Regions from separate parts of the Homo sapiens genome. Here all the other regions are linked to region 6. Evidence: chromatin loops called from intact Hi-C (ENCODE). Cell type or tissue: IMR-90. All regions are shown on one strand. Region 1 has its middle 23 kb from the start of ST7. Region 2 overlaps ST7 (suppression of tumorigenicity 7). Region 3 overlaps CFTR (CF transmembrane conductance regulator). Region 4 overlaps ASZ1 (ankyrin repeat, SAM and basic leucine zipper domain containing 1). Region 5 overlaps WNT2 (Wnt family member 2). Region 6 holds the start of LOC105375469 (a long non-coding RNA gene). Region 7 overlaps LOC105375468 (a long non-coding RNA gene).

Region 1 (4,000 bases), 790 kb before region 6:
TGTCTGAGGCTGCAATCTCATCTGAGGCTTGGATTCCTCTTCCAAGCTTATGTGGTTGTTGGCAGTTCCTTGTGAATTGAATTTTGGAATAGAGCAATTATGTAATGTGTTAGCCAAACTGCAATATTTTTGAGAGAATGGAGAGCTCTTAATTATTACATTGAAATAACAGGTGTAAATAGGAACTATTCTGGACAAACTGCTATGTGTGGCCACCCTAATCAACAACAGTGAACTCTGAAAGCTGTGCAGCCCCAGTCATAGCCAGGAAAGATAATGGACAATGAAGAACCTTCCCTGGGAATGACGCACAAGGAGTTTTCCTCAGAGAGCGGAATCAGGGGCTACCTCATGAACTAAGCCATAAAACCACTACCAGAGTAGGGAAACCTTGTTTCATTTCTGAATTGCAATTATTCTGTTCCTACGTTGTATATTAAGAGTGTTAGGGCACTTAACATCTTCTAATTTATAGTTTGCTGGACGATGAGATGCATTTGTTTTTGGTGATGAGAATTGTGTATTCACCCTGCTATCTTGGACTTGGAGCTGACTGTAGTGAGGGATGGGTCCTTGGGGGGGGGGTAAATATACTACTCTGTGTGTAACTAGAAGGATGTGTTCACATAAATCAAAGGCGGTAATCTGTGGTGGAAATTGGTGGTTGCCCCTTCAATATTTATTTTTAGTTATGTGACTAAGTTCTGGCTAATGGGATAAATGAAAGCGTTGTAGGGCAACTCCTGGGATTTGCCCTCAGGGTCAGAACCTGTGTACTCCCCTTTTATTCTCTCTTCCTCCATCCTGCTCTTTGAAACTCTGATGCCACCGTCTTGAGCCATCAGGTCTAGGCACAAATGGAACTGAACACTCTCCCTCACACTTTGAAACACAATACCAGCTCAAATCATGTACCTGGCTTTTTACCTGAGAAACAAACTTCTATCTTGTTTAAGCCTCTGCTATTTTGTTTGTTGTCATCTGCAGCTTAACCTAATCTTAAAACTTAGATCCTCAGCCAGGAGCGGTGGCTCATGCCTGTAATCCCAGTACTTCGGGAGGCTGAGGCGGGCGGATCATGAGGTCAGGAGTTCGAGATCAGCCTGGCCTGGCCAGCATAGTGAAACCACATCTCTACTAAAAATACAAAAAACTTAGCCGGGCGTGGCAGCAGGCACCTGTAATCCCAGCTACTTGGGAGGCTGAGGCAAGGAGAATCGCTTGAACCTGGGAGGTTGCAGTGAGCGGAGATTGCGCCACTGCACTCCAGCCCGGGCAACAGTGCGAGACGCCGTCTCAAAAAAAAAAAAAAAACTTAGGTGCTCACTCTGCACCTCATCCTGTCTGATATTTAAAAAAAAAAAAAAAAATCATATGGGCTTGAAGATCTGGCCAAACCAAATAGTGAACATTTTGGAACTAATAATGAGTTACAGAAAAACCTTCCTGTAAAGTCAACAAAACTCAGAAATCATAAAGGAAAAGACTGACAGATTTTTCCTCCCCACACATTTAATATATTCTGGCCACAGAATATGTTAAATATTCTACAGAAGAATATTCATGGGAGAGCCCCTTAGAAATGGTTGCAAACTTTTTTTCTCTCTCCATCTGCTCGCGCTCTGTCTCTCTCTGGAATCTCGCTTTGTTGCCAGGCTGGAGTGCAGTGGCACGATCATAGCTCACTGCAGCCTCAAATTCCTGGGTTCAAGTGATCGTCCTGCCTCAGCCTCCTGAGTAGCTAGGACTACAGACTCGCGCCACCACACCCGGCTATTTTTATTTTTCACAGAGACAGGGTCTCGCCATGTTGCCCAGGCTGGTCTCAAACCCCTGGGTTCAAGCAATCCTCCCTCCCTGGCCTCCCAAAGTGCTGGGATTGCAGGTGTGAGCCGTCGCACCAGGCCTGCCTTTTATCTTTTAATTTTGTGTTTGGCATCTTTTGTGTTCAGAGATGTTATCATTATGTGTCTCGCTTAGTGTTTAAAAATTCTGCTTAAAAGGGAAAATGGTTTGTGTTTCTGAGCATGTGTTTGAGTGGGATGAGATCCTGTTTCCGAAATTAACGACAGGAATGGACAAGACTGCAGTTTCCAAGAGGCGCCAGCAGGTGGCACTGTTCCCATTTCAAGCTAATCGCAGTATAGGTAGATGCCGCGCGGAGAAACGAGTCCAGGACATCCTGTGTCCCATCCCTTGGAGCATCTCCGCTGCTCAAGGTTCGGCTATTACTCAGCAGAAGGGCACTGCTGGTCTGGAAAAGAAACTTTAGGAAGCGGAAATAGTGATAAGTTAGGGTATTTATTACCGGCTAACACTTGTAGAAAAGTTTGACTATATTCAAGCCAAGAACACAAGGATTCTTGGCTGTCTTTGAAGTTAGGGACTCATCTGCAAATGTGAAGCGAGCTATGATCTCTTTTCTCAGAAAAGTGCATTCGTGTCTGCACATTGCCATTTTTCTCTCTGTCTTCTCTCACAACACGCAGTCTTCATACAATTAGAGTTCATGGCCCCTATAATCCACTATCTCTTGACCTGAATAATGTTCACAGATTTCACACAAAAAAACTGTTTCAGACCTCCACTGTTAAATTATTTTCAGCACAACTCGTCTTTTAACAAACTTTCCTCCAACTCTTCCTGGTTGCAGACACTATTCTAGGTACTTGATAAACACAGCAGTGAATTAGACAGTGAAAAGGGCCTTAGTCACTAGAGAGAGAGAGAGAGGCACTACATAAGTCAACAACAGCAAAAAATGCCAGATAGGGATAAAGGTATAAAGAAAATAGGGTAAAGTCCTCTGTAAAGAGATGGCATGAAAACCAAGATGAGAAGGAAGCAGGAGTCAGAAAACGCGGGGGACAGTATTCCCCACAAGGAACCAGCTTCTGCAAAGGCCGAGGCGGCGGTGGGCTTGGCTGAATCAGCCAGAACTCTTGGCATTTCTCTCAATTCCTTTCTTTCTTTCACTAACCACATTCAATTGACAGCGAGTTCTGTCCATTTTACTTCCAAAATACATCTCAAGTAAGTCCACTTCTCTCTATTCCTAGTGCTATCACCCTAATACAAACTGCCTAGACTGTGGGAATAATCTAACTTTTTTGTTCATTTGTTCGGCATCTACTCTCATTTCCCTCCAATCCATTTCCTATCTAGTTACAGAGGAGTGATTTTGATTTTTATTTAATTATTTTATTTCTTTTTCTTTTCTTTTTTTTTTTTTTTTTTTTTTTTTTTTTGAGGCAGAGTCTCGCTCTGTTGCCCAGGCTGGAGTGCAGTGGTGCAATCTCGGCTCACTGCAACCTCCGCCTCACGGGTTCAAGCGATTCTCCTGCTTCAGCCTCCCGAGTAGCTGGGATTACCTCCATGCACCACCACGCCAGGCTAATTTTTACAAAATAGAGGAGGTTTCGTCACATTGGCCAGGCTGGTCTCAAACTCCTGGCCTGAAGCGATCCACCCACCTTGGCCTCCCAAAGTGCTGGGATTACAGGCCTGAGCCACCGCTCTGGCCTAAGAGTATCTTTTTATAATGCAAGTCTTGTCGTTTTCCTTTCCTGCTTAAAACCCCTCACATCCTTGCTAATGAGGTCTCTAAATGGCCTTCTCAGGGTAAAGGTAGAAAGAATGGCAGATAAAACAAGACAGCTGGCTGATGTGGAGGGTCCTGCCCCTTCCCCCTTACTCTTGTGCACTCAGTTGCACTTTCAGCACCTAACAGTGGCTTAAACTAGGGTCAACAATCTATGTATGGCCCATGGGCCAAATTCGCAAAGATTCTCACCTTGACCGAACTCTCTAGTTAGAATTTTTTGAGCTCTCTTTCTTTTTTCTTTTCTTTCTTTCTTTTTTTTTTTTTTTCTATTTGAGACAGAGTCTTACTCTGTCGCTTAGGCATGAGTGCAGTGGCGCCATCTCGGCTCACTGCAGCCTCCACCTACTGGGTTCAAGCGATTCTCCTGCCTCAGTCTCTCGAGCAGCTGGGATTACA
Region 2 (4,000 bases), 500 kb before region 6:
TTGAAAATATTTCTTTAGCAAATTAGCAGTAGTTCTGCTTCTATAGATTACTATTTATAACTTGAAGGAGGATTTTATCAGTGCCTCCGCCCCTCCTCAGTAAGTGTAATAGCACACTCCAGGTGCCTGCGTGGCACCAGCAACTGTATTTAAATGGGTTAAGACACACCACTCTCCACTCAGGGTGTGTGTGAGCATGGTCATGATTCCTTCTGGCTTGTGCTTCCTGTTGTATGTAAGATGTTCTATCAGAAAGGAAACACAATACATGTTTATTTAAGCATGAGAAAGAGACAGAAAAGCCCAGCAGGGTTGAACGGGAGAGGCCTCACCTAGTGTCAGTTGTGGAGAAATTAAATGGACAAGTTGGCTTACCAAATTTTTGTAGATTGGCATCTTAGAAATAATAATAGAAGCATCCATTGGGTCTCATAGAAAAGAAAGTTACCTGTCCCATAGAAAGGACCCAAAAAAGGGGTGGGGCAAAGGGTGATAAAGACATGGTATCACCATAGAAAAATGGCATCACCATAGAAAAAATAAAAATCCTATGAAGAGTAACTGGAAACTCTCTTTGGAAATTAGTTATCCATGTGGTCAGATAACAGTGGGGAGATGATCTGATCAACTGGAAGGATAATGAGATTAAAAGAAACATGAAGTGAAACAGGGAGCTACAAAGTCAAGCAGAATAGTTGTATGGGGATTTAATTTTCTCAAATTAAATTGGCAGAATGCTTTATTAGGATAAAAAGAGGGGGTGGGTTTTCAGGCATAACACAGTATGGCCAGGTACCTATAGGAAAGGAAAATTCTGCAGTTGATCCTTACAGATAGGCAGGAACCACTCTGGAGAAGTGTTTGTGAAAATCAGGTAACTGTGATCCCAGCCAAAGTCACTTACACTGCCATTCAGTTTTCACAGAGAGCCATAACATTCAATTTTAGAAAAGAGGACTGTGGAAGTGCTTACTATATGCTAAATGCTTGAGAATGCCACGAACCTTGAAGAGTGTTTGTTTAACTAGGTAATTTACAGAGGTTTTGCATTTACATCATTCACTCTTCCTGATAATATTCTGAGTTAGGCCGGACAGAGGTGGCCATCTCAATTTTTCAAGAGAGGAAACAGGTTCATTGAGATCGGTGTCTTGTTGAAGGTCCTGTGGCCACTGTTGGGGAGCCAGGATGTAAACCCAAGGTCACTTTTCCTTCACTGTACTGAACAACAGATTAAGAATACGAAGATTAATCATCTCTGAAACATTTGTTTGGAAGCCCACAATTGAAATTTACATCACTACTTACAGCATAGGGTGTATTTATTACACCTGATCTCTCTATAGTGTTTAGAAAGTTAATCATCCTATATAAAATTATATTTTGTTGTTTAATATTGACTTAAACATTTTAAATATCGAATGAGACCAATTTTATAAAATAAATAACAGGTATGTATAAATAAATGAAAGAGACTGGAAGTAAATAAGCCTGTTTTAAGTGATTACCACTCAATTGTGGATTTTAAGTAATTTCTTTTTTCTTCATATTTCTGTTTTTAAATTTTCAACAAGCATAAATATGCATATGTATATATACACATATGTATACACATATATTTAAAAAATAATATCTCATTACAGATGTTTTTGGTCTTTTAAAAAAACAAAGCTGTAAATATCATGCAATTTAGAAGAAAGAATTACCCCTCCAAACCCAGACAATCTTATCCAGTCTTTTGACATCGCTTCTGGATCTATGTTCATTATAAATTAAATGGAGGTTCAGAGCTCTGGATTTTCCATCAGATGACCTGGATTAGAATTCTGACTCAGCTACTTATAGTAGCATTTACTTAACTTTAGTAATTTTTAGAAACTGTGAAGCACTGATGATACTGAATGCCATACCCCACCCACCCCAGATTGGTGACTTCAGGAAAGTTGCCGCAGCTCCCTCTCAGGTCCGCTGGCCATGCATAGGAAGCCTGTGCAGGAGCAAAGGAGGCTGCACTTCCACCATTGTACCACTTGGTGGTGCCTTTTGACATCTCCAGCCTCATAGTTTAGGTTTTTCTCCTTTGAATCATTTTTATCTTCATTCTGAAATTTAGGACCATTCCCCAACTCCCTTCCAACTTCCCTTTTTCATTAGAAAGAAAATTCAGGGAAGAAGGTAACAGTACCTAATTTTACTGGGTTCCATGTTTAAAATGATTATTAGTAAATTTATTTTGGGAGATTTAAAACAAATTCTTAGTTTCTGTCAAAAGTGTTCTCTGGGAGTAGGGGTGGAGGTGTATTTTGTTTTGCTTTTTAATGAATTTGTTATGTTGGAACATTAGCCATCCTTAATTAGTGGACTTAAGTGAGTTTTCCACCAATCAAGCTGAAAAAAAACCTCCCATTTTTGATAAAACCCCCGAAGTCCAGCTGATGCATGGCAGAGATTGTTTGGGTTTGAAACATATGGTGGTTTTAAAAAAAAAAACAAAACTGAATCCTCAACCACAAATACATCAGCATTTCAAAGGTTTCCAAAATGTTTGATTCATCACTGTCCCAGCCCCTGAAATTACACAATACGTTCCTCAAAGTCAAGATAATTAAGAAAGGGCAAGAGTTTTAATTTACAAGATTTTATAATATGTTTCCAGTTCATTACATAGCTGCCACCTTATCTGAATCACATTTATTTGAAACACTGTTCTGGCGATCCTCACATACATGCACCACTGGAAGTATGAGTTGAACATAAAAAACATAGAAACGAAGGGTCTCGTTTGAACTGAGTCTTCTTCACTAGGGTATTACACCTATGGGGCCCTATTTTATTTATTTATTTTTTATTTTTGCTGGGGCCCTATTTTAAATGGCACATTTTCTGTTTTACCTGTATTAATACTGATGTGACTTTATCTCCTTCCTATCTTGATCTTTTCAAGGCTGTGTTTTGGCTGTATTTATTTTAGAAAGCAGGGTCGCCTGCCGACCACAACTGTGAACTTTAATTTTCTAGTTCTATATATCAGGAGGCTAGTCTGCCATGGGGTAAATCACTTAGCCTTTCTTTGTTTCCGTTTTTTTCTACTTGACCAAGTAAGACTCTTTATTTTCTTTTTAGAGATCCCCCCGCCCCAAAGAATCCACTAAATAATGTATAAGATTTGAGGATGGTGTTTTTTAGGGGAACTAAGGCAGAGTATTTCCTTTGAGAGGGGAAAATGGCCCATTGTTGAAGCGTAGGATGAGATTCTGATTCTAATTTATTCTCTTTGAACCTAATGGCAAATGCTGCTCACTGTAAGATGTGGTTCTTAGGGCATTTCCTCTAACCAAACCTTTCCTCCATAAGGCTGGCACCTTTTGAACTACCAAAGAGAAATTCCACCACCCTCCCCCATAGATCTAAGGCTAAATTCTGTAATTTCGGAGAAAGCAATGATAGGCTAAAGTCGCTGGTCATAGCTAACTTACCCTAATAGCCAGACTCCAGATATCATATGATGGTTCCCCACCTACTGCCCAGTAGAACCAACTTGCTCCTTTCCTTTATTCCGTCTCGGTGAATGGCTATCATATGGGTCCACCTGAGTTTTTAAAAAGGAATATTCTGTCTCTTCTTGATTGTGCGTTTATTCATTCATTACTTTATTCAACAAATATTTATTGAGTCCATCCTTTGTGCCAGGCATTGGGTTGAGGAGATCAAGATGAATAAGAATCTGAAATGCTTTGGGAAGAACATTTGTGTGTGTGTGTGTGTGTGTGTGTGTGTGTGTGTGTGTGTGTGTACAGTGTATATAAGCAAAAAATACACACACACACACCTCACATCAGATAGATAGATAGTAATGCTTGTATCCACACTATCTGTCATGACAGTAGGAACTGAGTATTAGAGTGGTGAGGGTCACTAAGAAGTTAGTGAGTCTGCTGTAAGACCCTAGAATTTCAGAGTAGAACATCATTTAATCCAACTAAGGGAAAGTGTTTTTCCC
Region 3 (4,000 bases), 130 kb before region 6:
CCTATCTAACTCTTCGCATTCTTGAAGTCTCAGACCAAATCCCATCGGTTTGAAAGCCTCTAGGGTATTCTATCTATTGTATACTTCTGTTATGTACAAAATTAATTTGCCAATTAATTGTGAACTGTTTTATAAACTATCTTAAAATGGTTAGTTAAATCTTTGGGATAGTATTTAGCTTTCTCCAGGATTATGACTTACCTTCTAAATTAGACATACAATGCCTAGGAGTCAAGGACTATTTTGCATAAATTCCAGTCTTCTTTTACAATGCCTAGAATGATTGTTACCACAGAAATATTCATTACCTGGGAGAAAGGATGACAGGAGGGGCAGAATGAATGGAGAGAGGTCGTGAGAATGAGGTGCTGAGGATGGACGAGGAAGAAAGCTGTTTTAGTTGGGAGGATAGGTGACAGAAGCATGGAAAGGAATTGCCTTGGACCCATGGAAGCCCAGTGAAGATACTTAGATCCTGCAGGGGTGTGAATAATGTTCTTTTAGTTTCTCTTCTTAGGAGGTTTGTTCATTTTGGGAGATTTCTTTTGAAAAGAGTGAACTTAAATTGGAGAAAAGTACATTTTAGTATGTTGATAACATTTGAATTTGTAAAATGGACCTATGGATGATCTACACATATTTATATACCCATAAATATACACATATTTTAATTTTTGGTATTTTATAATTATTATTTAATGATCATTCATGACATTTTAAAAATTACAGAAAAATTTACATCTAAAATTTCAGCAATGTTGTTTTTGACCAACTAAATAAATTGCATTTGAAATAATGGAGATGCAATGTTCAAAATTTCAACTGTGGTTAAAGCAATAGTGTGATATATGATTACATTAGAAGGAAGATGTGCCTTTCAAATTCAGATTGAGCATACTAAAAGTGACTCTCTAATTTTCTATTTTTGGTAATAGGACATCTCCAAGTTTGCAGAGAAAGACAATATAGTTCTTGGAGAAGGTGGAATCACACTGAGTGGAGGTCAACGAGCAAGAATTTCTTTAGCAAGGTGAATAACTAATTATTGGTCTAGCAAGCATTTGCTGTAAATGTCATTCATGTAAAAAAATTACAGACATTTCTCTATTGCTTTATATTCTGTTTCTGGAATTGAAAAAATCCTGGGGTTTTATGGCTAGTGGGTTAAGAATCACATTTAAGAACTATAAATAATGGTATAGTATCCAGATTTGGTAGAGATTATGGTTACTCAGAATCTGTGCCCGTATCTTGGTGTCAGTGTATTTGTTTGCCTCATAGTATAGTTTACTACAAATGGAAAACTCTAGGATTCTGCATAATACTGGACAGAGAAGATGTAAATATCTGTTAGTTCCATCATAGACCCTGCCACTCCAATGTACACACCAGCTTTAGGCTTCTTGGTATAGATAAACATACATTTTCAAAATTTTTCATCATAATTTTCATAACAAAATAGGAAGGCAAATGATGTCACTTGGCTTAAAATCTATAATATTTAAAATAAACAGGACAAATGCATTAACATTGTTGGGGGAGGAGGTCCCTTAGTAGAAACACTCTTGGTCCAAGCATTTTAAAGCTGTCAAAGAGATGTAAATATAGATAATGTATGTCAAGGAGAGAGCTTTGTGGTTAAACTGTAACTTTCAGTTTAAACAATTATTGGTGACTCTGATGTCAAATGTTTCTCAAGCTTTATCTGAACAAAATTCTTCTCACTTTGTTGCCAAAGTCGTTAACAAGAAATCACATTGACTCATTGATGTTTTGGCTCCTTTCCCTTACTTTCTGTTGCTTTCCAAAAGCTGAGACAGGAAACTAACCCTAACTGAGCACCTGCAATTGCCTGGTAGTATTCTAGTCATGTGTGTACTTTTGTGTGTATGTAATCCCCTTACAGCTCTGCAAAGTAAGAATTGTTCTCCCTGCTTTACAGAAGAGATCATAAGATAATTGAGGCTGTTAGATGTTAACTTGCCAAAAGCCATACAGGAAAATGGTAGAGTCACAGTTTGAACCAGGTCCTTTTGATTCTTTACATTAAACCATGCTTTGATCTTGGAAATACACTGTAAGGCAATAAATCAATAGATACGGATAATTCACAGGCTTCTAAATAAATGGAAGTTGATTGTTTTTATCTGTGAGCCAAAGTAAGACTTATTCTAAGAATTCCACAAATTTAGATAAGATAGAGTATATGGCTTCTAGACATCCAACATAGAACTGAGTTTGTGTTATCAGTTTAAGATTTGGTTTTGCTGTAAGGTGCACACACTTTGAGGAACTAAAAATAATTGTCTGTTCTTATTCTGATCAGAATGTGTAATGTGTTGTCCAGTTTTGGATGATGAATTTCTTATTTCTAATCTCATAAGAAACTTGTCATAGATGTGAGGGAGAGAATTAAGAACAGAGTGTGGGGAAGAAACTGTGTACATTTTGATGGGATCCATTATGTAGCTCTTGCATACTGTCTTCAAAAATAAGTTACACTATAAAGGTTGTTTTAGACTTTTAAAGTTTTGCCATTGGTTTTTAAAAAAATTTTTAAATTGGCTTTAAAAATTTCTTAATTGTGTGCTGAATACAATTTTCTTTATTACAGAAGTACCAACAATTACATGTATAAACAGAGAATCCTATGTACTTGAGATATAAGTAAGGTTACTATCAATCACACCTGAAAAATTTAAATGTTATGAAGAAATTATCTCATTTCTATTAATATGGGAACTGTGTCTTCATCTTTATTACTGTTCTAAGGTCAACTCAATGTAGATTTTACTTGCTTATGGTTTCATATTTTAGCTAAATAGTAAAATAATATGGATATACATTTTGTTGTGACTTACTCATACTTTCCTTATTTGGAACTTTTATGAATATGATATAGAGACTGAAACTACAAGGAACAAAATGCAATATCAATTATACAGTTGTGGCAGCACTGCTATCAATTTGTTGATAGTGGTTAACACTTAGAAAAACATTTTAAAAATAATTTCACATAAGTAATGTAATTTATTAGCTGTCTCTGACATTTTACAGTTTGGAATAGTTTATTTTCTTTTTGGTGTCCTCACCAAAACCCAACATCTTCAAGGGCAGGAACTGTATAATTTTTGCCATTGTATTTTGAGCACATAGCATGGTACTTGCCTCTAAATAGATACTATTGTTAAAATATTTTTTAAGGTAATATTTTAAAGTGTATGCTATGGTACAGTTCAGTTTGTGACTTTTGCTAGTTTATGCCACTTACAGTTAGCAAAATCACTTCAGCAGTTCTTGGAATGTTGTGAAAAGTGATAAAAATCTTCTGCAACTTATTCCTTTATTCCTCATTTAAAATAATCTACCATAGTAAAAACATGTATAAAAGTGCTACTTCTGCACCACTTTTGAGAATAGTGTTATTTCAGTGAATCGATGTGGTGACCATATTGTAATGCATGTAGTGAACTGTTTAAGGCAAATCATCTACACTAGATGACCAGGAAATAGAGAGGAAATGTAATTTAATTTCCATTTTCTTTTTAGAGCAGTATACAAAGATGCTGATTTGTATTTATTAGACTCTCCTTTTGGATACCTAGATGTTTTAACAGAAAAAGAAATATTTGAAAGGTATGTTCTTTGAATACCTTACTTATAATGCTCATGCTAAAATAAAAGAAAGACAGACTGTCCCATCATAGATTGCATTTTACCTCTTGAGAAATATGTTCACCATTGTTGGTATGGCAGAATGTAGCATGGTATTAACTCAAATCTGATCTGCCCTACTGGGCCAGGATTCAAGATTACTTCCATTAAAACCTTTTCTCACCGCCTCATGCTAAACCAGTTTCTCTCATTGCTATACTGTTATAGCAATTGCTATCTATGTAGTTTTTGCAGTATCATTGCCTTGTGATATATATTACTTTAATTATTATTATACTTAACATTTTTATTTACTTTTTGTGTTAGTATTTTATTCTGTCTTCTC
Region 4 (4,000 bases), 320 kb before region 6:
GTTGGAGATAGTGTAAATGTTTTCAATTTTTTCAGAAGACGATTTGGTAACACCTATTGAGGCTGGAGAATAGGGTCTGAAGGCAGGGAATTTAAGGCCAATTCGTGCTAATTTCCTAAAGCTGGAGGAAAACACCTGGGTCTGAAGGCAGAGAACATAAGGCCAATTCATGCTAACTTCCTAAAGCAGGATCAAAAGAAAAATCCCCATCTCTCCACAGCCTAGTAACAAAGGATCAGAGGCTACTCCCCCTACAAGCCTCTCTGTTCCACTAAGTCTCAGGTGGAAAGGGAAAGTGCCATGGATTGGCTGTGGGCCAAGCATGGGCTATCCCTTTATCTGCATAGGGTGCCAGTCCACTCTGGCCTCTGGTTGTCCACAGGCGAACTCACCTCAGCTATTAATCGGCCACAGGCCAAATCCTTCATCCACATAGTGGGTAGCCAATAGGGACCTCAAAAAGGGTACTTAAACCCCAGAAAACCTTGTGAGCAGGGCCCCTGAACCACAAATGATGTATTTTTGTTTCTCTGTACTAAAGGTAAAATGGTTGGTCTTCATGTCATATTTTTATATACAGTTCAGTATTATCTGATCTTTTTTAATCTGCTTAAAACACTCCTATCCTATGGAGTGCTATCTCGCTTCAATATATCCCTACTTTCGCTGTTTCGTACCTTTCTTACTTTGTGCATTTTGCTCAACTCTGTTCAACACGCCAAGAACCTGGATGTCTCACGCTCAAGGCCTATCTTCCCATAACACTATCACAATTATAAATACACATCTACCTTTGTCTCAGCAGCTCCACTTTAGAGATGTGTTCTATCAAAAAATCTATTCAAGTTGCCAAAGATGTTCACTGAAGTATTTTTTTGTGAAACTAAAAAAATGGAAACAATCCAAGTGTTCTTCAATGAAATACTGGATTAAGATATCACATCCATACAGTGGAATATTGTACAGCCACTATAAAAGAGAGAAGTATCTCTATACATACTGGCAGGTATAGTGCTGATGAAACACTGTTTAGTTGCTCTTGCAATAATCTTTTAACTGGATTTCTTGATTCCAATTTATCCTCCATCTGCTGTCAGAATAACCTTTACAAAATACTAGTATGTTCATTATTCTTAAATTATTCAATAGCTTTCATGATAAAAATTCGTATCTCTCAGTAGGATTACACAGGTTACTATCTAGCCTCTGCCAAAGTGCATCAATTCTGACCCACTTTCTACTCTAATATCTCATGAGCTGGTTAAAATATTTCTAGATACACTGTTTACAACTGCCTAAATGAAACAGGCTCTTTCCTCCTTCTCCACTTGCACGTGCACCTACCTCTAAACTGAATATTCATTTTTATGATCTTCAGTTGGCTAACTCCTACTTATCCTTCAAAACTAAGTTTGAGGCTGGGCGCAGTGGCTCAAACCTGTAGTATCAGCATTTTGGGAGGTCAAGGCAGGAGGATCATGTGAGCCCAGGAGTTCGAAACCAGACTGGGCAACATAGTGAGACTCTGTCTTTACAAAAAATTTAAAAAATTAGCCAGGCATGGTGGTATGCACCTGTAGTCCAAGCTCCTTAGGAGGCTGAGGCAGGAGGATGGCCTGAGCCCAGGAGGTCGAGGCTGCAGTGAGCCAGGATCACACCATTGCACTCCACCCTGGGCACAGAGCAAGACTGTGTCTCAAAACTGAACGAAGCTGAAACTAAATGCTAAAAAAATACAAAACAAAACAAAAACCCCAAAAACCAAACAATAAAAAACAACTAAGTTTGAGGAATGAACCTCTAGGAAGGTTTCACTTGTCATCTGCATCTCAGTTAAGTTTTCCCAGTTTTTGTTCCTAGAGACACTTTCTACTACCTCTAATCTTCCTATATTGTAAATGCCTATAGCCTTGGAATCTCTTCCGTACTGTCAAATTCTTGACACAAGGACTGAGTCTTTCATCTTCTAACTCTTAGCGTTTAGCATGTATTAATTGTGTAACAGAAACCAATTTTAAAAATCAATGACATTAAGTGATTTTTTTTCTTCATCTACCAGGCTTCCTCAAAATTTTTTACATTCAAGAGTTGGCTACATGTAAAGTGTCCAGAACAGGCGAACCTATAGAGTTATAAGGTAGATTAGTGGTTGCTAAGGGGTGGGGGCTGGGAGGTTTGGGTGGGAATCAATGACAGCCAATGCATATTAAGTTTCTTTGGGGAATGATAAAATTGTTCCAAAATTAGATAATGGTGATGGTTTCAGAATGCCGTAAATATACTTAAACCATTGAATTCTACACTTTAAGCTTTACAATATGTAATTGTATTTCAATAAAACTTAAAAAAATAAAAGTTGGTTAAAAAGAATAAAGTTTACGTACATGATGTACCCATAATTAAACTTTATTTCTGGATGATACAGAACCTTTTGTTAGTCTCAATTTCTGGTTATTTCATTTCAATAAAATTTCCACTAGAGGGCATTCAAAGAAAAGCAGAAAGCAAAACTCAATCTGACAGAAAAATAATATATTTTCACAATGATGTATTTGTCACGTCTCTGTACTGGGGTAAAATGGTTGGTCTTCATGTCATATTTTTGCATATAGTTCGGTATTATCTAATCTTTTTAATCTGCTTAATACACTCAGTTTATAGTTGAGAGATTAATGAAACAACTATGATAAAGGAAATTTCGACAATGATAAAATGCTAGGAATTAGATATCCATTTCCAGCTATCAGAAAAGTTTTGTTAGATCAAACCTCCCACTGAAAAAGACTGTAAAAGCTGATAAAATACAAATATGCCTGGAGACACAGTAGAAAAACCAAGGTTGCCAGAACAGGAGAAGCCAAGCTCCTGGAGAGAAAAGCAGCATTTGGTGAATTGAGTTTTATATCCTCTTCCACTTTTTGCTTTTAGACATTTGCCAATTAGCATTGGCAAGTGCTAATGGGTAGCATTAGCAGAAAGCAGTAACTTTAGGCCTTCTTATGGTGATGGGGAACTCCAACACAAAAACTGGAGTTCAGGTCTACTAAAGCACTGAGAACTTCAAGAATCAAGAATCTGGAAAAAGGGGAGTAACAGAAAGGTGACCCTGCAGAGAAGTGATCTTCTGTCGGACTTCTGCCTTCAAAGTATTTTCAGGGGCTGAAGAAGACTACAACCACCAAGCTAAAACTAGATGCTAAGAGGGCTTTGAGCATTCCCACAAATAGCAGAGGAAATAAAAATTGGCATTCATGATCCTCAAAGGGAGAGTGGCTCAGATAAACACCCCAAGTTTGAATTGAGACTGTGGAAAATACAGGAAATAAACTGATCCTGAAATCCAGCCTTGAACCATCTTAATCCTTGATTTAATTGACGTGATCTGCCCTTATTCCAACTATCAGTCAGAAGAAAATTAAATATTTTCTGGAAGCAAACAGACCTGTACCAAAGTTTTATATAATATCCAGCATTCAACCAAAAGCTACCAGGCATCGTAAATTGTAGAACTAAGAAACAAGATTAATGAAATCGAAAAGCTAATAGATGGGTTTAATAGTGGATTAGCTACAGAAGAGAATTAATGGCCTGGAAGATAGACCAAAAGAAAATACCCAGTGTGAATATGGAGAAGATAAAGGAAGAAAAGAGTGTTAAGAAACAAATGGGATATAGATGTAATGGTTTAAATCTCAATTGGAGAGGAGAGAGAATGAAGAAAAAGCAGTATCTTAAGACATACTGCCTGAAAAGTTTCCCAAACTAATGAAATACATCAAACAACAGATTTAAGAATTCCTGTGGGACAAAAACAAAACCCCACTATACATAGGGATATCATAGCAAAGCTGTTTTTTTTTTTTTAAAAAAAAAGACCAACAGAAAATATTAAAAACAACCAGAGGATAAAATCTAATACCTTCAAAGAATCAACAATAAGAGTAACAGCTGACTTGTTGTGCTGGACCCCTACTGGCTCCAATAGGGATGGCACTATGTT
Region 5 (4,000 bases), 400 kb before region 6:
TTGTCTTGAAGTCCCTTCATCCTGGAAAGTGCTTTCCATATCTCAACCATGGGAAATCTTTTATCTCCAGCTCAAACACCCAGTTCTTTTTATGATACAACCATTATCTCCTCAGCTAACTGGCCCTGTGGCTGATTATGTTATTATACCACATAGCATTGCCTGCCTTGCAATTGTATTACTCTTTTCTCCTTGACTAAAATTTAGTTTCTTATGGTCAGGGGCTGCTTTGTTTTATTCTTTTCCACATTGATTTAGTACCAAAACTGATGCCTTTCCCAAAGTAATTCCTTAATAAAATAACTGTTGAACCAAAGTTAGTCCCAAAATACAAGAACAGAGCTCTGAAAGTTGCAGTGCTGTTTGTTGAAATTCTGCGAATCCTCCAAAAAGAAGGCTAAATTGGTTTGGGTGTGCTCACGATGACTGGCAGTTAGGTTTTCAGCACTTAAAACCACTTTTCCTTGTCGTTAAAAACCGATACACATTCATTTTAGAAAATGTGTGAAGACACACACAAAGAAAAAAAATCATCAGTAAACTACCTTCCAAAGGTAGTAGCTGCTGGTTTTTCCCCCGTACATATAGAAATATTGTTTCTTTTCTCAGAAATTCTCAACAAAAGCAATATGGAAATGTAGACAAGGGCACATGGGAGAACAGGAGCGGATGTGAACTCCCAGGATCTAGTACTTCATGATTCTATGACCCTGCTTTAGTCTCTCCATCCCTCTCAGGCCCAGTTGCTCATCTGAAAAGTAGAAATATGAATACTATTTTTTATTCCTACAGGGGTTTTGGAAATATCAAATTATAAAACATTTGACAGTATTTTATCAATTAAAAAATACTATATGCTTGGTTTTATTAGTATGTTAACTGAATAGAAGATGACTCTATAGATAGATGGAGTGATCAGATTGAATCCTAAATAATAATTCCAGCTGGATGGACTTCTGCCTAGCTCTGTTACCTGAGTTACAAATAATCTTAACTTCACAAAAGGGAAAGGAACTTTTATTAAGCATCTATTACATGCCAGGTTCTGTGCTATCTGCCTTACACTTGTCTTCCCGTAGCACCACAAAATGCCCTTCCATACATGAGAAAAACCGAGATTCAATGAGCAAAGCCACTGGTATTGTAAGATTAAAACAAAGGTGCATCTGATTTGAAGTCCCATGTTCTTTTCTATTTTTAAGTTAGAGGCACCTTTTAGGGAAAGTATTTTCATGGAATTCCTCTTATTCTTATGGAAATTCCTACTCTTATAGAAACTTTCAGAGTGATGGAAGGGCAGTAAGACTGGAAACATGAGTTATTTTCATACAGATTCCCTTAGGAACATTTAAAGAAGTTGTGATTATTTCATTATTTCATCTTAGAAGAAAGAGTGAACTAACTTTTTTGTTTGTTTGTTTGTTTGTTTTGTTTTTTTTGAGACAGGGTCTCGTGCTGTCACCCAGGCTGGAATGCTGTGGTGTGATCAAGACTCACTGCAGCCTCAGCCTCCCTGGCTCACATGATCCTCCCACCTCAGCCTCTTGAGTATAGCTGGGAATAGTAGCTGAATAGCTGTGGTAGTAGAACTGCCACACCTGGCTAATTTTTTATATTTTTCTGTAGAGACAGGGTTTCATCATGTTGCCCAGGCTGGAAGAGTGGACAAATTTAAAAGGTGCTTGTTTGCAAGCTCATCAAAGGAAATAAATGGCAGATATTGACCTTTTGCATGTAATTTACCTAAAACTATCTTAAAATGTAATTTGGAAGTTTTTATAGCATGGTTTCTTTAGACCTAAACAGAGCTGCTGAAGGATGCTATAGAATTTCCTTCCTGATAGAATATTTGTTTTGAACAAGACAGGCTTATCTTTTTAGTACTTATTCATAGTCCTAATTGGAGGTGGAAAACTAGACTCAATCAAGGATGAGCATTTAAGTAAACATGAAAGAAAGAAATCATTATGAATTCTGCTGAAACTATGATTAAATGATATAGCACAGAGGATCTAAAATGACATTACAGTACAGAGACACATGAGGGTGCTCTAACCAACTGCTATAATAAATAAATTGTTCAAATATTGGGGAAAAATTAAGGCCCGTTATGAATGGCAGTGATGAATTCTGACTTTTAACATTAGCTAAACAGAGCAATCTTAGAATAGATGGTTTTTAAAAAAATGAAATATATTGCTCTCCCCTACCCCTCCCAGTTTAAAAAGTAGATGTTCATATTGGCCAATTTGGAAAATGCTGAAAAGCACAAAGAAGAAGAAAAAAAGTGGACTGATGTTACCGTCAGCCCTGGGAGGTGGGGGCTTTCTAGAGCCTTAGAGCCAAGCCAGTTGGAGGCTTAGCTCAGGAGGCCTGCCTTCAAACAAGCCCAGGCTGTTCTCATTTTGATTCCACAGACCTTCTGCTAGTACAAAGGGGGAGTAGAGACTGGGGGTCTAATGACCGCAAGAAGAGAATTAGAGACGCATGTTTATCTCAATACATTTACTCTCATTAAAGTTCATATTCACTGACATCATGCATCTCCTTGAAAAAGTCTGCCCACCCACCATTAATTAAAGCCACATTTTAAAAAGTCAGTGTGTGCACTTTTATTCCAATCAAAAGTAGCCTCCTAAGTTTTGCAGAGCAGGCAGGAGAATATCTGAGGCCTGACAGCTGTTCACCTCTACACGGTGAAGAATCATGTGATTTACATTAAAAGTTGTGTTTATTCAGGGCCTAAAATATAATAGCTATGATCTATTGTCTTGAAGAGTTGAAACATTCAATATCTAATGACCTATTTAGTGAAATTAACATTTATTTTGATAAGTCAATGTTCTTTTGGATACAATATCTTTTATCTTTCCAAATAGAGAAATCTAACTATATACCCTGTTTGAACAATTAAGCAGCACACTCCTATCAAAGTCACCACACTTTATAACTTATACATGTACTATCAATGTTAGGACAAAGGTCAGTGTAAATTTTTTTATCCAAATCATTGCACAAACAGTAATTACCAATAGTTGTAGGATTGCACAACCATAGTCTATTTTCTTGGCAGTAGTGACTGTAAGTTCATAAATTCATGAAAATTAGGAATGTTGATTTTTAAAGTTCAAGAAAGGTACTATTTGTAAACAGTTCAGGTCACACTCATGTTATACCATGTGCTAAGCAAGAGTTCTTTCCTTCTAACTTCCTTTAAATGAGATTTGTTCTCTCCAGGAGCCTAGTAAAGGGGTTTTCATCCATTCTTTTCTATTATTTTTCCTATTAAAGCCCCCCCAGGGACCTTTCAATTTTATGCTTATCTTTCTTTATATATTAATATCAAACACATTTTTATGTTGTGTTGATAAAAGACAAATTATCGTTACCTCTTCCTATTGGCAATTAGATTATTCTAGAATAGTTCTGAACAAATATTTGATTCACCCAGCCAGTTAATGCTTTCCACACAAAAGCATCAAGTACAGCATTAAATTCTCTAGTTATTCTGGTCATACCACCATACCAAAAGACATGGGTCATCAGTGGGTCTGAACATTGGCATTGAAATGGTTTAATCCTAGGGTAAAGCACCCCTGGACTACGTGTTGAAACCTAACTTTCTAGTCCTTTCTACTAACTTCCTTGTGACCTTGAGTACCTTGAGGGCTTCAGTTTCCTCATTTAACAAATGATGGTTAAAGGGTGTACACTGACTGGAGCCCAGGAAGTTAGTCAGGTCTAGAGGAGAAGGGGCCAGAATACCCTCTGAGGATCATGTCTTCTCCTGGTCCACTTACTTATCCAGCACCAGAAACAACAAGGTGGGGCTTTTATGAGTGAGACTTGGGTCAGGTTCCCAAAGAGGGCATCCCTAAATCTAGAAGAAGCCAACAAACCATGCTTGATGAGTTGTTTTCATGATACATGTAAGAAAAGATGCTCTGGGTCTAATCTTTATATCCCTTAGATATAAGCATTCAGTGTAACATTGCTATGT
Region 6 (4,000 bases):
CCTCACTAACTGGCATGTCACTAAAGTTCTTTTAAAGTTTGGCTCCAATCCCCTTTAAATCCTATTTTTCCTTTACTTCCCTGTTAAAGTCCTAATTCTTTAAAGCCCAACACAACATGTTCATTAAACTACCCCTAAATCACCAAAGTGAAATCTCTTGGGGTCAGATTTTCAGACTCAGCTAATCTTAAGTGGAACAGCAATGTAACTCTAATATATACTTGGCTAGTGGTTTGGGAAAATATAAAAACACTGAAACAACAAATATGTAATGGAGAATAAAGAGGGGACAAATCTGGGGTCCAGGCCACCTGCATTTACAGGGAAAGGAAAGAGAAGTCTAGACTGCAAGAAGCTAGCTTAGAAAGGCAAGAGCTTCCTGATAAAACAAAAAACAGATGGGCTCGGTTTTAACTACGTCCGAGGAAGCCTGGAAAAAGGCTGAGCTACATCTGGTGAGGGAACACATCCTAGTCCATCCTCGTCACCTCCATGTGTACTTGATGGTATGTTAAGGGCGAATCTGCTTAGTATGTTCTGCTTTTGTTTTGTAAAGATGCTTATGCTGTCAAGTTACCAGAAAGAAAATGAGAAGTTACATTGCTTGTCATGAGTTGGATGGTGATAGTCACAACTGTAAAAACAGTGCAGGTACCAGGATCCAATCTCATTTTTCCTAACAAGAAATTACTGTTAAGTCCGCAAAATGGGACTTGGTCATGGGCCTACTAAGGCCAATTAGAACTTGTAATTTGGTTTAAAACACCAGCAAATGCAACACATACGTAGTATTCAGAAAACATGAAATATGGCATTATAATAAGGATAACAGTTAGTTGCTATACAGAATCTGGTGGTGAGGGGAGTTGTTTAATTTTGCCATTATTGTCAAATCTACAGAGTTAATTAATGCCATGGCCCAGAGGAAGGAAAGGAGACATACACTGTTCTAGTCTGTTTCTGTACCTGCAACATGATGGTGAGGGGAGTGTACCTTCATGGTCTGAGGCAGGAAATATCCACATGAAATAAAGTACTGAGAAGTACCCAGAACAACTAAAAACATGTAGTTTGGTCAGTCCCTGGAAGTGTGAGGCTAGAATGGAAGGAGTTAGGATGAGAACATGGAGAATCACTTGGGCTTAGCGTGAGCCACAGCAATTCAAGGCCAGGAGTGCAAGAATAGAGCAGGTGACCAATGCACAGCATCCTGCCTGAAAAGTGCTCCTGACACCCTGGAAGTCAAGCCTAGGGGGCAGCGGAGTTTAGGAGCAGGAGAGTTACAGGTGTTTAATGCTTCCTGGGCTAAAACCCCCGAATTATCTGTATTAAATGTATAACGTTTACTATCCATATTGCTGTGCATGTTAAACTCAAAAACTAATTTGTGTAGAAAGGCACTGACCTAAAGTAAGTTTTATTTAGCCTTAAAGAATTGGTAAATCAGAGCAATTCATTCAATACACAGCATCTACTAGAAGCTAAGAAGATATTGTAATTCCTCTAGATGGGAAAGTTAGGGGCAGGAGGAAAAGAACAACATGTAGGGAAGGTGGCATTGGGGGTGAGTCTTTAAAGAGGCACAGGACTGTGACGAGAGAAGGTTCTATGGGGAGGAGTACAGAGGGAAGTAGTAAATTACATGTAAAAAAGGAACATGTGAAAAGCTACATGAAGGCATCTCAATCCCTCTAAAGATATATTTGGAAAGAAAGAAATGGGTGGAAAATGAAGATGACAGATCAGGGCTATGTTTTAGAACAGTGGGTCTCAACCCTGGATGCATGTAAGAATCACCAGGGACCTTTAAAAAACCCATTGTCCAGGCTTCCCCTCAGACTAGAGTCCAGGCCCTGAAGTTAAAAAAAAAAAAAAAAAAGAAGCCTCAAGTGGATTTCATCATGCAACCAAAGATGTGAACTTGTCCTTTCAGAGGATTAGTTTGGATTTACATAAAAGGAAAACATTTATTAACATTTGTTCTTCCTGTTGATTTAAATATGTATATTTGTTTTTAATTCAGAAGGCCTGCTAAATGCCACTTGATTAGTAAACCCAATTACTCTCCCTTACTGTTAGAGCAGTGAGGAGTTATATTGTTGCAAATAATAAAGATAACTTACTCATTTTTGTTTTCCAACAGATAATGATGGTTGCAGGGCCCCTCTTCAATGGAGGCATTGCCAGCCTTCTGGCCATGAAGGAGAAAGTGATTTCAACTAACCCAGGAAACTCTTACCTCTAAATGGAGATACTTCCTGATAACAGAAGAAACTGGGCATCTAACCCAGAAATACCAGCTGAGTAGGAGAAGAGAAAAGGCATCAGCCAGTCAAGGTTTCAGAAGGCTGCCAACAGTAAGTACCACTTTGCCCTCTGCTGGCACTTTCTGAGAAAAACATCATCTAGCTCTTGGGGAAGAGTCCCTCCAAATAAGTGTCTTCAGTGGGCAAAGGGAGAGAAGACTAGGAGGCAGCGGTCCTAATTCCCACATCAAATTGCACATTTAAACAATAACATAGTTTTTTTTTCTTTGTATAAGAGCCCAGATAGTATAAAAGGACTCGCTTTAAAAAATATCTTAAACAAAGCTGCCCAGAACTTTGACTTTCAGTACTACTTTTTTTTTGTGGACAGTACCTTATTGTAGCAACTCAATATGGTCATGTGACAGAGAAATAGGGGTATGACAATGTTTGTTTCTTTATTAGACATTTAAGCAGCAGCCATTCTCTATTTTTACACAAGAAAGTGATTTGGGCTTATGGGGAAGGTGGTTCACTGTTCCTCTTGCTAAGATCCTCCTGGCCCCTTCCACTGACGATGTTCCACAAGGAATCCTAAATTCTTGGGTCCTAGAGACTGGCGTCCAGTCAAGCACAGCTCAGAGCAAGCCAATAAATACAGGGGGAGTGAGTTGAGGCTTTAAAGATAGCAAAGGGATGGGCCCTAGACTGTTTTCCAACCAGAAGGCTCAGTGCTGACTCCAGGTCACCTTCTTAGGTCATCCTCCAAATTTTGCTGGGCTTCTAAATTGTTCCCAGTTGAACAAAAAAAGGCAGACATTATGATAGAGTGAGCTTGAAAGCCATGCTTTTCTTCACAGGACATCATGTTAAATATTTTGTATTAGAGCCCCCAGCCGTGTAAATTCCCACTCCCATACCTGCTCTCCCAATGCATGCAGCTCACATAGTTCCACATGTAATAGCCAGGATCAAAACTTAATGAAGCAGTGAGGGAGCGGGGCTGTGGGGCCCAGTGCCGCTAGGTGATCAGATAAAGCTTAATAACTTAATAGTCTCACCATGCTTACTTTATAATCCTGCTCTCTGCGCCCCACCTTCCCACCCACACACAGGTCTTTGCCGTTCTCATCTACTCCCAAGGTGGCTTACAATCAATCAACATGGTTTGGTGAACAAACCATATATTACAAAGTGCTTCTGTGAAGTCTGCATCCTCACAACTAATGAGTGAGACATTTCTCATTGTTTCTGCTCACCCAGGAATACCATGCTGTGCCAGCTCTTGCCATTTATTAACCAACTGATAATGGTGCAGTGCTGTAGTCATGGAAGCTATTTCAAAAGGTTAAGGAAGTCTACTGGAATCCTGGTTCTTCTAGTTGCCATTCAGACTTATTTTTAAAGTCTCATTGAAATGTAATGCATGTTATGGAAAGTCAGGATGAAATAAAATTGAGATTTTTTTTTTTTGCAATGTATAAGACCTTTATGTTATCACTCAGTGCTTTGTTTTGTTATAATTAACTCTAATTTTCTAAAATGCAGGAAACCTTAGGAACAACCAAGATGACAGTTTTGTTACCTTAGTACCCCCGCATCCACAATTTTGTTTTCTGTGATCTGGAAATACACAATTCATAAATTTGCAGGCCATTCTAAGTAGCATGATGAAATCTTGCACCATCCTACTCTGTTCTGCCCTGGATGTGAATCAACTTATTCATTCTGTCTACATTACCCACACACTGACC
Region 7 (4,000 bases), 260 kb before region 6:
TGGTACTTCACAAATGAATACATTCAGTTGGCCAATAAACATATGAAAATGTACTCAAAATTATTAATTATCAGAAAATATAATTTTAAACTACAAAATACTTCTACTTACCACAATGACTGACATTAAAACAAAATCCCTGATAATACATAGTATTGTCTTAGAGGTGGAACAACTAGAACTCCCATATGCTCTTGGTAGATTGTAAATTATGAATTGGTACTAACATTTTGGAAAATGATGGAAATATTTACTAAAATTGAACATATGCAAATCCTATGACACAGATTTTTTCCTCCTTGCATATTCCTTAAGATGCAAAAACAAAACAATCCAAATATTCATTGACAGTAGGATGATATATTTATCAAGAGTACACATACAATGGAACACTATGTAGTAAGGAAATAACTACCTTTATATACAATAACATGAATGAATCCCACAAACACAAATTTAGTGACAGAAGCCAGACACTAGATAGTACATACTGCAATTTCACTTACCTGAAATTCAAAAACATGCAAAACAAATTGATAGTGGTAGAAGTCAGAATAGTTTCTTCTGGGAGGAGATAATTATTGAAAGATGATGGGAGGGAGGCTTCTGTTTTGCTGATTTTATACTCTATTTCTTGATCTAGTGGTAGCTACTTGGATGTATTCACTTTGTAAAAGTTTGTTGAGATGTATATCTATGTATCTGTCTCTATATATATGTATATATGACTCATATATACATATATAGCTCATATATATATATGAATTGTATACTTTTCTGTATGTATATTAAATTTCAAAAAAATTAACTTTAGAAGGAAAAATTGGCCCTAGGTGGGTCTAAAAGTTCCAGTTACCTAAAATGTAGGGCTGCCATATTGTGTAATCGGTGAGTCTGTACTTTTATAATAAGCACAATATAAAAATACTGAAACTTATGCTGCACGTAACAAATTAAGTTTTGTATTGGGACAATCTGAAAAATACACAGACAGTCATTTCCTAATCCTTCTCCCCCAGTAAAAGAATTCTAGCTCATTCCTTTTTTAGCATGACAGCTGGGCAGTAAATGAGTCAATCACTGATCCAAATTTGTTTTAGACTGGGGTTTTAGAACATATATGAACTGCTCAACGTAGGTTTGGCACATATCAAGCACCTAAGATATAAATTATTATCAATTTTTTGATATTTGCATCCCACTTTACTCTTGAGTTTGCTGCTAACTGAAATATCAGAGTCTCTTTCACAAATGGTACCACTACAAACCTCATGCTTGTGCAAATTTTGAACCTATGTAGTAATTCCTGTTTTATTTTGGTACAATTTGTTCAATTTCCAGTCTGTTGAAATCTTTATGGATTGGGATTTACTTAATTTTATATTCAACATTGGTGAAAATGTTGGTCAGGGAGGACTAAAGATGAAGCCCTGTAGACCATCCTTATTAACTTCTATCTTGGCTCACAGTGATCCATTAGACCCTTTTGGACATGGTCATTCAGTCAATTATGACTAGTGCTAATGGAACTCACATCTAGTCCATGCTTATTTGGTCAATAAGAATGTAAAGATAGAAATGACATAAAATGGCTGGGCGCAGTGCCTCACGCCTGTAATCCCAGCACTTTGGGAGGCCAAGGTGGGTGGACCACCTGAGGTCAGGAGTTTGAGACCAGCCTGGCCAACGTGGTGAAACCCCATCTCTACTAAGAATACAAAAATTAGCCAGCCATCGTGGTGGGCACCCGTAATCCCAGCTCCTCGGGAGGCTGAGACAGGAGAATCGCTTGAACGCAGGAGGCGGAGGTCGCACTGAGCCGAGATCGCGCCACTGCACTTCAGCCTGGGCAACAAAGAGTGAGACTCAGTTTCAAAAAAGAAAAAAAGAAAGAAATGACATAAAATATCTTTCATAATATTTTTAGATGTCTGTTAGATGTTTGTACTCTTATTTTAGCATGGTCATTTACCTAAACTTTGTTAAAATAGTGAAATATTTCCAAAGCCTCCTAATTTTTTTTACGCCAATCCTAACTCACAGGCAACATTTAATGTATGAATATTGCTTCCAAGAAGAGTGGTGGGATAATATGATGGCAAATTAATCTGGTATAATGAAAAATGTTATAACACTAAATTTTTTTTGTATAAAAGTGTGCTTTTCCGGGATGTTGTTTGAAGCTTCTTTACTTTTCACTTTTCTCTTTTCACCAGCAGAGGGCAGGTAAGGAAGAGAGAAGAAAATACTATAAAAGTATCTCGTCCTCTATTCAACTATTTAAAACACTTCTCTGATACATTTACAAAGTGAGCTATTTTGTTTTCTCTTTAGTTATGCTATTTTGAAAATAATTGATCTAAGTATAAATTTTAATTTCTTACATATATTTGGTTTAATGAATCTCCAATGAAATTTGTACTTTGAATTTTTAATTGTTTATAAACCAATTATAAATTCAGACTTGAAAAGTCTGAATATTCTTTATATTTTGAAGTGATAAAAATGTCCCCTTTTATTTTGGGTAATTCAATTAATTAGACTTTTTCCTTTTATGGTTTTCTAATTCAATTATGGGTAAGTTTATGTGAATGTTTTCCATAGACATCTTAATATAGCCATTTGGTCATTTCCTTCAACATGCAGAGTTGTTAAGCATGGTTTTCAGTTTTATTAATCAAGTAATGTATCTTATAAACATAACTGAAGGAAACTCAAATGGGATGTGATGGAGTTTTTTTTTTTTTTTTTTTTTTTCAATAATATACCTTACAGGAATGTTTAAATATAGTTTTAGTAAGTATATTAGGATATTTTCTCTTGAAACTTTAAATTTAATTAATAATAAAACATCTTTTTCAAAACATTAGATGATGTGATAAACTATGTAATTCAACAGTTCAGAACAGCTTGCATGTAACCTTTGTTAAATCAAAAGTCAGGTGGCAACCTGGATTTTTGCCTGTTCAGCTTGAATAATGGCATTGTTCTGGAAGTACAGTAGTGGAGAGAGATTGAGTAATTCCTGGGAAGATAAATCCCCATATTGCTTATTCCAAGTACTAGAAATTACTTCTTTCCTTTGCTTATTGATTACCTCATCTTTAAGAATCTTTTTTTAACTGTCAAGCAAGGTTATGTATTAGGACTCCCCTTGGTCATACTAAGGAATATTTCCAAATACTGGACAAAAATGAACTTCCTCAGGTCACCTAATGAATACAAGCTTATAGTTATTATAGCTTAGAACATAGGTGTAGGGAAGAAAACAAAGAAAGGATCCCCGGGACTAAGCAAAAAGGAAATTCTTCCAATTAGGCAGAGTGATGAAGCTTCAGGCCTAGGGTTGCTGTGACAGCCTCTTTACTGATTGCCCATACGATGTCTTCCTTTTCCACTAGGCCACCATGTGTATTTATTCTACTTTTTTCTTTCTAAAATGCAACACGTTGATGTTATTTCCTTACTCAAAACCCCATACTAACTCCCTTTTGCCAATGATAGTAGGTGTGGGACTTCTTTTCTGCCATTTCAGACTCTGAACAAGGTCTCAATCTGATTTTCCACATTTACTCCTTCCTCTGCTTTTCACAAACCATGCAAACAGTGCGATTTCAAAAGTATGTCCCTTTCTACTCATATCTTTCTCAGTCATCTCTGCCTGTCAGAGGCCCTTTGTCTTTCTTTTTATTTAGTTTAATTTAATTTATTTATTATTATTATTATTATACTTTAAGTTGTAGGGTACATGTGCACAACGTGCAGGTTTGTTACATATGTATACATGTGCCATGTTGGTGTGCCCATTAACTCGTCATTTACATTAGGTATATCTCCTAATGCTATCCCTCCCCACTCCCCCAACCCCACGACAGGCCATGGTGTGTGATGTTCCCCATCCTGTGTCCAAGTGTTCTCATTGTTCAATTCCCACCTATGAATGAGAACATGCGGTGTTTGGTTTTCTGTCCTTGCGACAGTTTGCTCAGAATGATGGTTT

Evidence for each region. Peaks named below come from ENCODE experiments on the same cell type or tissue, not always from the same donor. Only the 100,000 strongest peaks of a DNase experiment are listed, where the experiment ranks them.
Region 1: a loop joins it to region 6, with 9 times the contacts of the local background. A loop is called at or near these places in 3 of 110 quality-filtered maps.
Region 2: it touches region 6 in a loop (6-fold over the local background); 7 of 110 quality-filtered maps call a loop at or near these places.
Region 3: a loop joins it to region 6, with 2.5 times the contacts of the local background. A loop is called at or near these places in 4 of 110 quality-filtered maps.
Region 4: it touches region 6 in a loop (9-fold over the local background); 27 of 110 quality-filtered maps call a loop at or near these places.
Region 5: it touches region 6 in a loop (2.7-fold over the local background); 3 of 110 quality-filtered maps call a loop at or near these places.
Region 7: it touches region 6 in a loop (11-fold over the local background); 61 of 110 quality-filtered maps call a loop at or near these places.

What each region holds. Positions count from the first base shown.
Region 1 is chr7:116,928,503-116,932,502 of GRCh38, forward strand. No RefSeq gene overlaps it. Among named protein-coding and RNA genes, the nearest start is that of ST7, 23 kb to the right of the region's middle. RefSeq lists a silencer at 393-687. In IMR-90, a CTCF peak has its summit at 2,105 (motif pointing right); a DNase peak (open chromatin) is centred at 2,139.
Region 2 is chr7:117,211,163-117,215,162 of GRCh38, forward strand. All of the region lies in intron 13 of ST7 (suppression of tumorigenicity 7), which reads left to right. Among named protein-coding and RNA genes, the nearest start is that of ST7-OT3, 30 kb to the left of the region's middle. In IMR-90, a CTCF peak has its summit at 2,029; a DNase peak (open chromatin) is centred at 2,019; H3K27ac peaks cover 906 bases.
Region 3 is chr7:117,586,804-117,590,803 of GRCh38, forward strand. CFTR (CF transmembrane conductance regulator) reads left to right here. Exons shown (of 27, transcript NM_000492.4): 12 at 936-1,030; 13 at 3,550-3,636. Among named protein-coding and RNA genes, the nearest start is that of CFTR-AS1, 24 kb to the left of the region's middle. RefSeq lists cis regulatory regions at 343-2,176, 1,594-1,610, 1,596, 1,635-1,651, 2,079-2,097 and 3 more and enhancers at 974-2,646, 974-2,487, 1,369-2,481. In IMR-90, no CTCF peak of the experiment used is centred here; a DNase peak (open chromatin) is centred at 1,738; H3K27ac peaks cover 292 bases.
Region 4 is chr7:117,397,531-117,401,530 of GRCh38, forward strand. All of the region lies in intron 4 of ASZ1 (ankyrin repeat, SAM and basic leucine zipper domain containing 1), which reads right to left. Among named protein-coding and RNA genes, the nearest start is that of ASZ1, 28 kb to the right of the region's middle. In IMR-90, CTCF peaks have their summits at 2,481 (motif pointing right) and 3,979; no DNase peak of the experiment used is centred here.
Region 5 is chr7:117,310,743-117,314,742 of GRCh38, forward strand. All of the region lies in intron 3 of WNT2 (Wnt family member 2), which reads right to left. The region is part of intron 1 of LOC105375467 (a long non-coding RNA gene); the gene reads left to right. Among named protein-coding and RNA genes, the nearest start is that of WNT2, 10 kb to the right of the region's middle. In IMR-90, a CTCF peak has its summit at 2,047; no DNase peak of the experiment used is centred here; H3K27ac peaks cover 539 bases.
Region 6 is chr7:117,713,615-117,717,614 of GRCh38, forward strand. All of the region lies in intron 22 of CTTNBP2 (cortactin binding protein 2), which reads right to left. It overlaps LOC105375469 (a long non-coding RNA gene), which reads left to right and starts at 2,269. Exons shown (of 3, transcript XR_927902.3): 1 at 2,269-2,357. RefSeq lists a silencer at 68-593. In IMR-90, a CTCF peak has its summit at 2,377 (motif pointing left); a DNase peak (open chromatin) is centred at 2,347; H3K27ac peaks cover 133 bases.
Region 7 is chr7:117,456,965-117,460,964 of GRCh38, forward strand. The region is part of intron 1 of LOC105375468 (a long non-coding RNA gene); the gene reads left to right. Among named protein-coding and RNA genes, the nearest start is that of CFTR, 21 kb to the right of the region's middle. RefSeq lists a cis regulatory region at 2,213-2,226. In IMR-90, a CTCF peak has its summit at 2,213 (motif pointing right); no DNase peak of the experiment used is centred here.